Linked DNA regions of Mus musculus: region 2 is linked to region 1. The links are chromatin loops, found by intact Hi-C in ENCODE. Cell type or tissue: left cerebral cortex. All regions are shown on one strand.

Region 1 (4,000 bases):
CCTGGTCTACAAGAGTTGAGTTCCAGGACAGCCAGGGCCACACAGAAAAATTCTGTCTCGAAAAACCAAAAAAGGTAAAAGCACAAACCAGCATGCCCTGATAAGCTCCTTTGCCCTTTTTAAATCTTCCTTCCCACTGCTCACCGAATGTGGATTCCCCCACCATCTGTGTCCTGTGGTAGCTACAAGCATCATCTTCCATAGGTAATCCTCCCACGGAAGACTTCCTACGCAGAGGAGACCTTTCTATCCAAATCTCTACCAGGCTTTGGATGCGCGCCAGACACGCCCAGAATATCCTTCGCCAGGAGTTGGTGGCGCTAACCTTTCGGGCCGCTTACTAACTTCTTTTCAGATGCACACCTCTTATATAATGAAAAGATCCATGAAGCACTCTGAATGTCCTTTAGGTATTTAGGCAAGGCCAGCCCAAGCTCTAAACAAGCAGCTGCCTGGTCCCTCGCTAGAGATTTCGTTTGGCTTCCGTGTTTTCTATTACGAAAACAGCTGCGTCTTAGAAATAAAAAGCAATGTCGACAGACCAGAAATGATTACTGTTAAATATTTGCTTGTCACATGAAAGCGACGCTGGTGTCTGAGTTCCCCTACCACACAGCTTGACTCCTGGCTCTAGGATTCGGGGCTGTGGGAATTGAGGCCGGGTCAGCGAGTCTCTGGGACGGGTTGAGCCCATCCTGGGCGGATTTCGGGGCGGCAGCACTTACCCCGGGTTCCCCGAGTATCTCAAACTTCTCCTTGCAGCCATCCTACCGTTCCCAAAGGCAGGGACTCCAAACTCGCGCCTAGCCGGTCTTGCTCTGAACAGCCAATCAGAGCCTAGTCCTCGCTATGCTCCGCCTTTTCCGGGGCGGGGCCAGAGAGCGTCCTGGGCGAGAGCACGATGAAATCCAGGCCTGGAAAACACCCAACAGCGGAGCGGAGTCCAAAGCAACCGGCTTAGCTGCTGCAGGCTGTCTCTCCCGCTCTCGCTCCGTTCCGTAAATTTAGAACTCCCCGGCCTCGTGGGCGGGTAAATGACCCGGAGCTGGTGTGGGTGTGGGTGGACCCGAGCCAGCCGCCAGCGGATCCAAAACTCCAGTGCTTCCGGGCGGGCTGTTAGTTGATGGACTACTGTCAAATCCTTCGCATTGCTAAATGCAGATGCCGCTTTTAGCTCCCTGTAGCAGCTCACTGTTGAACGCGACACGTTATTTGTCCTCCCTTCCAGGTCCTTCGTAAAGCGGGAAGGTCCCTTCTGGATCCATACTCACGATTCTTTTGTTTTTACATTTTTCTTGTGGTACAAAAGAATGAAAAATTGATTTAAAGGGATCAAAGATATAAGAAGTAAAAAAAACGGCCAAACTCAGAAGAAAACTGAATCAAGACGTTGGACTTGGCAATGAATTTTTTTTTAAGATTTATGTGTATCGATGCAAAATGTTATATATTTATTATATATACGCATATGTATGTATATATACACACACACACACGCATATATATATACACATCCGTGGTCCCAGTGGAGGTCAGAGGAGGGCATCAGATACCCTGAAACTGGAGTTACAGATAGTTATGAGGCTGGGAAACTCTGAGGTCTTTGGCAAGAGGCTCCAAATGGCTGAGTCATCTCTCCAGCTCCAACAATGATTTCTTGATTAACCTAAAACACAGTGGTAATGAGAAAGGCCAGAAATGGGGGTGATGGGAGAGATAGATGGTTGTGTAAAAAAGGTGGATGTATTTAAACACTTAAAATGACTGGAATAAAAAGCTGAAATGTCCAATTTTATGTTATAAATTTTATCACAATAAAAATATGAATACAAGCTAGGCAGTGGTGGTGCTTGCCTTTAGTCCTAGAGGCAGAAGCAGGTAGCATGGCCTACAGAGTGAGTTCCAGGACAGCCAGGCCTACACAAAGAAACCCTGTCTCCAACAAAGGGTATTTAACACTGTAAAAATAAAACATAGACACCTATATTACTGAATCAGAACATAAAATGTAACAGTTCTCTCAGACTCTTCCATGAATGGCCCTTTTCACAAACCATACGGTTTTTTTTATTTGTCTTTAGCATTTTTATGCTTTTCAGCCTCGATATGCCTCTGTGTATAATCATTGTATATTTCTATCTCTATAAATAACGTTTGGTAGGTTTTCTGCAAGTATCCTAACCAAAGCCATAATTTTTAAAGTGTCCACATCTGCATGCAGCTGTAGTTCATTCATGCTGCCTTTGGAATTCATTAAGTAACTATTTGCATCGCTTTTATTCCTCTGTGCTATGGGTACATCAATGTTTTCTATTTACTATTCCCGACAGCACATCACCAGGAATTCTTACGCACATCTTCCAGGGCACTTGTCTGTGAGTATCTAGGGTCAGTAGAGATACCATGTAAGATGTAGTCGTGGTCAGCTTTGCATGACACCAGGTTTTGTACATTGTTTTGTGAACTGTAGACTGTTTTCTTTACCCCTCCCTCCACTCTGCCTACTCAGTAAGTTCTAAAGAGTTTCACATCTCCTGTCTACTGAGATGAAACGCTTGTGTTTATGACGTGCGTTTCCCTCAAGGTTATTTCTGTTTCCTCGTCATCGAAAGGTGTGCGTCCTCAATTACCCAGAAACCATCTGGATGACTGCCAGAGGAGGGCAGATCACCTTGTGGGTATTGCAGGAAGTTCCTCATGGATGGGTAGAAACGGGCTTCCTGGAAGCATGGAAAACTGGCATACTATAGAGAGCAGAGGTAACTCCATTTTCTGGGAAGGGAGATGTGGATAAACCTTTTATGCTTTGGAGTTGGGGAAAAAAGAAACCACTCGGGTGCTCAAACAGGAAGGGGACTCCTCCCTCAGTGGAAACGAGCAAAACTCATCCAGATAGGTTTAAATCATTAAAGTTCTGAGTTTGTGTCACGGAGACGTCCAAGGATAGGATGCCTGTCACGCTGCTTTCTCTGTTTGATCCCAAGTTTCTAGAGGTCACTGGAGCTCTGAGGACATTGTCTTGACCTTTCATCAACCTTAACCTCAGGCTGGGTTCTATACCACCACCACTTCCACCACCTCCACCAGAACCAGCACCTGGATTTGCTCTGACCCGGGCACTGTTCTAAGTGTTTAATTTCTATCAGCTCATTGAATGCTCTAAGTAGCCCTCTGTGGTGGGTACCATAACCCCATTTTATGTCTATCAACACTAAGGAACAGCCCCATCAGTAGCTAACAGATCTGCCTGCCTTTTCTTGAGCCAAGGCTCTGGATCAGGTCTGTACCTGGCAGCTATGCTGTGTTTCAGGTTTGAATTCCACCATTCATTCATTCATCCATCCATCCATCCATCCATCCATTCATTCATTCATTCAGTGTGAAAGCCCAGAATCCTCAGGAAGAGGCCCAGCATACATGTGCCTGTCTATGTTGCTCAAGCTTTTTCATAGGCCCTATGCATGCTAGGTAAGCACTCTACAATGGTGTTACCTCCCAGGCCCCCTTTTTGCTTTTAATTTGAAAGGTATTCCCACTTAAGTTGCTCAGGCTGCCTTTGAACTTGTGATCCTCCTGCCTCTGCCTCCTGACTAGCTGGGTTTACAGGCTTGGACCACCAGACCCAGTCAGAGTACTAATTGAAATGCTATTTATAAACAAACAGCTTTTGTGGGCACATAGACATGTCAGCATTAACAATCATGCTACTCAAAGCCAATTCTTGTGGCTGGAGATAGACAGTCTACTCCCTAACCTCCTGGAATCGCATAGGTTCCCCCAGGAACTGGGTGAGACAGACAATTCAAGCCCACTGCTTCCAAAGCTGAGACAGACAATTCAAGCTGGTCACAGGAAAACTAAAATCCTCATCTCCATATTTAAACACCTGGCCTCAGCTTTGCTCCACTCTATGAGGCTATTTTTCTTCAACACCCACAAAGTGCAGTGCATCTCTGGTTGAGGGAGAGAAGAACAGAGGGCAGGAGCTCTTAGGTGATGT
Region 2 (4,000 bases), 340 kb after region 1:
TACACAGTGATTGCTCAGTTGGTATCTGGTGAAGGAACACAGAGATGCCTTTTATGTTTGTCTATGCGTGTGTCTTCTTTGACCTCCAGCAACATGGTAACGGGTCCCAGCCTTGTTTCTCCCAACTGCAAATAAATACATCACCTATGTGCTCCTGGCATCCCGCCAGTGACCTCTGCTCTAGTAAGTCTTTAGGCTCTGAGCGACACACAGGTGCAGCTCAGTCAGCACCTAACATGAAATATGCATAGATCAGCAAACTTTTAAAAAGATGAACTGCCTTGACCGATGTCCAAACGAAGGTTAGCAAATGTGGGAAAAGAACAGAGTAAGGGGCTTGAAGTTAAACGAAGAAAAGAAAAGAACAACAAAAAAACCCTAATAGCACTCATTCTTGTGGAAGGGGCAGCAGTATGGAAAATATGCACAGTTATATTTGAACTGCCTTAAATGAGGTGAGGGTAACGAAATCTCACATCCATGTATTAAAAACAAAAAACAACAACAACAACAACAAAAAAAAACTGCAATCACTTTCCTGGGATTAGACAGTGCCTCGGCCCCCCTCCCCCAACCTCAAGCTGTCTGTTATAGAGTCAGACACAGCCAAGGAGTCGACCTTCCCAAAAGTCTGAGGACTCTGATCCTTAAGAAGCCGCCAGCCAACTGGAACCATCCTGCACGAAATACGGTTGAGATTCCATTAAGAGCTGAGCACGCATTCAAGCCCTTTAGAGGTCTGTCCACGAGAGAATCCCAAGAGCTGAGAGAGACTAGGAGCTAATAAAGGAGAGTCTTTTCCTTAGGAGTCCTCGGCCTGTGTGTCAGTGTGACAGGCCGAGTTAACAGAAAAGCCACACATCCACATTCACTGCCAAACTGAGAATCCACCTAGCGCCGCTGCATTCTGCTTTTTTTCTTTTTCCCTGATGGCGCAGAGTGCCCGGTGCATACATATTTTCTATTGACTGAATGGTTCAAGGATTGAATGGAGAGAAGTCGGAGACAGGAGCTTGCCCTCTACTATGAGGCAATAATGGCATTAAAAAGATGTTAGTATGTATTTGGGAGGAGTATGATTTATTTGCAGAAACGCAGAGTTCTGCAGAGGCCCGAATCCAGGCAGGGAGCTCTAGTTGGAAACGCCCTGACAACGGGAAGGGGTGGAAGCCTGAAACCTTCTTGGCCAAAAGCACCGTGGTGCAAGATCGAGGTCAAAAAGAGCTTCCCTTGAAGCATCAAGGGGCCCCCTCTCTGTCCCCAGGTCGTCCCCAGGCTAAACCCTCGTGAGCTATAAATACAACGGTCCACATGCAGCAGAGACACGGTGTTCCCTCGGCTCGCTGGGACAGATAGCATGAATTTGCCCTTTAAACGTCCCAAGCTGCAGGCACAGCCCCCAACCCACCCCTAGCTCCCGGAAGCGTCTTCGCCCCCAATGCCCTCTGCAAAGGAGGGGGATGGAGAGGGGCTGTCCAGGGACCAGCCCAGCCAATGCGCGCTGCGCGCTCGCCGGGGTCCCTCCTCCTCTCGCGAGACGCCGAGCCGGGGATATAAGGAGGGCTGCGGTCAGGCGGGCGGTCCCTTCGCGTCGTGCAGGGACGGATTCGGGGTGGCGGTGCCTGGCCGGGCGTAGGCAAGAGCAAACGAGCGGCTCCTTGCAGGCTGTGTGCGCCCGGCTTTCAGCATGGGGGATCAGGCTTTGAGCTTTCTTAAGGACTTCCTGGCAGGTGGCATCGCCGCCGCCGTCTCCAAGACGGCGGTCGCCCCGATCGAGAGGGTCAAACTGCTGCTGCAGGTCAGGACGGCTGGGGGCGCGAGCGGGGCGCGGCAGGGCGCTGGGGGGATGCGGGGCGGGGCGCGCGCGTCAGGGCGCAGGGATGCGGGCGGGGCGCGGGGATGCTGCGGCGCGGGCGCGCGCGACGCTGCGGAAAAATCTGTGCTAGGCCGCAAGCCCGGGGCCTAGGCGAAGGGGAAGGTGCCCTCTACGCAGATACAGGTCCAGCGTCAGTGGCAGATTCCTGGTGTCGGGTGGCGCCCGCGTTGGGGTGTCTATATATGGAAACCCACCCCGAAGCTGGTCTACCTCGAGCCAGATCCTGTGCCCGGTACAGCAAGCGACATTCCATCTAAGGCCTCTTAGGCGGGCCTCACCCTTTGGCCACATCCTCTGCACCTTCTTATCTGCATCCACCCTTGACAATTGAAGCATCAGATTAATCATTGACTGGGGTTCGCTCTATGTCGCGTGCGCTGCGCTATAACTTGACATTGATTTCATTCATCTTTCCTATAACCTCTGCAAGATAGGAATCGTCCTTGGCCCGTATTCACAGATGGAGACACTGAGGCAGAAATCCAGAAGTAATATTCAGGATAAATTCAGACCGCCTTGGCCATCTTGTCCCCATATAATTTTCTCCCCGGTCATTGAAGGGGCCTGCCATCATCATCTGATCCATCTCAAAGGCAAACGCTGTTCAATGGGGAAGAGCCGTTTGGGCATTTAAACATAACACAAAATGCTCCAACAGATTGGCCACGGCAGTAGTAACTCACTAATCACTTGAATTATCTGCTTGAAAATTTTCAGACACCTACTGTTAAGACAACCTTGTCTCGGGGGACATTCGAGTAAAGCAGGGACATTGTCATCTGCTCACCATGTTAAGAGCCCTTGAGGGAGGGATCTTTATTGCCATTCCCCATAAGCCTGCAGGGAATTTCGCTCAAATGTCCTTATAATGTCGAGAAATTGGACTGCTTTTTAGCTTAGTCAAGTAACTAACATTTATTGGTATGTTCTTGGTAACTGATTTCCTGATACATTAAAAAACAATTGGAATTCTCCCTTGTCACTTGAAAGTGAAAGATGGGCGAGGAACCCTGGGCATAGCAGTGCACATTTATAATCCCAGCATTTGGGAGGCAACACAGGATGATTTTTTAGTTCCAGGCTAGCCTGGGCTATATAGGATGACCCTATCCTTTCAAAACAAAAATAAGAAAAACTGAGGAAATACAAATCCTTTTTCCCCCTCTGTCTTCCCTTCTCTCTGCCTGTCCTCTGCCACCCCTTCCTCCCTCCCACCCCAAACTAGGTCCAGCATGCCAGCAAACAGATCAGTGCAGAGAAGCAGTACAAAGGCATCATTGATTGTGTCGTGAGAATCCCCAAGGAGCAGGGCTTTCTCTCTTTCTGGAGGGGTAACCTGGCCAACGTGATCCGGTACTTCCCCACTCAAGCCCTGAACTTCGCCTTCAAAGACAAGTACAAGCAGATCTTCCTGGGAGGCGTGGATCGCCATAAGCAGTTCTGGCGCTACTTTGCTGGTAACCTGGCCTCTGGTGGGGCAGCTGGGGCCACCTCCCTCTGCTTCGTCTACCCGCTGGACTTTGCTAGGACCAGGCTGGCTGCCGACGTGGGCAAGGGATCTTCCCAGCGAGAATTCAATGGGCTGGGCGACTGTCTCACCAAGATCTTCAAGTCGGACGGCCTGAAGGGTCTCTACCAGGGTTTCAGTGTCTCTGTCCAGGGCATCATCATCTACAGAGCTGCCTACTTCGGAGTCTATGACACTGCCAAGGGTGAGAGGGGGGCTTTGGGGTGGAAGGTGTGGGGAGGGGGTTATGGAGAGAGGATTCTGTGTGATCTACCCTTCCATGATGACCTTTGTGTGTTAGTTGCCTTTCCTACCTCTGAGCTAACCTGAGTTCTGAGGAGGTAATGTGATGTGGTTTGGATAAGTTAGTAGGTAAAGGAGCCTCTGTCTCCCGTACTGGTAAATACTGTGGCTTTGAGCTACTCAGGAGGCAAAGCCTCCCTCTAACCCAACACAGCTGCTAGTCTCTCAGCTGAACTAGAAGCAAGCTCTGTGTCAATAGAGCTGTAGCTTCTTTGGATTAAGGGAAAGCGGCAGCCAACTTTGCCTGGTTGCATGTAAGGGGGCCTCGGGGGAGGAGCTGGTTCTTGTGGAAGGGCAGGGTATGGCGTTGGGTC

Evidence for each region. Peaks named below come from ENCODE experiments on the same cell type or tissue, not always from the same donor. Only the 100,000 strongest peaks of a DNase experiment are listed, where the experiment ranks them.
Region 2: it touches region 1 in a loop (9-fold over the local background); 1 of 42 quality-filtered maps calls a loop at or near these places.

Annotation. Positions count from the first base shown.
Region 1 is chr8:46,548,853-46,552,852 of GRCm38, reverse strand. It overlaps Cenpu (centromere protein U), which reads right to left and starts at 784. Exons shown (of 13, transcript NM_027973.4): 1 at 726-784. The coding sequence starts at 766. In left cerebral cortex, no CTCF peak of the experiment used is centred here; DNase peaks (open chromatin) are centred at 320, 947 and 1,561; H3K4me3 peaks cover 1,270 bases; H3K27ac peaks cover 412 bases.
Region 2 is chr8:46,208,610-46,212,609 of GRCm38, reverse strand. It overlaps Slc25a4 (solute carrier family 25 (mitochondrial carrier, adenine nucleotide translocator), member 4), which reads left to right and starts at 1,548. Exons shown (of 4, transcript NM_007450.5): 1 at 1,548-1,798; 2 at 3,102-3,588. The coding sequence starts at 1,688. In left cerebral cortex, no CTCF peak of the experiment used is centred here; DNase peaks (open chromatin) are centred at 1,526, 1,934, 2,634, 3,302 and 3 more places; H3K4me3 peaks cover 3,326 bases; H3K27ac peaks cover 3,508 bases.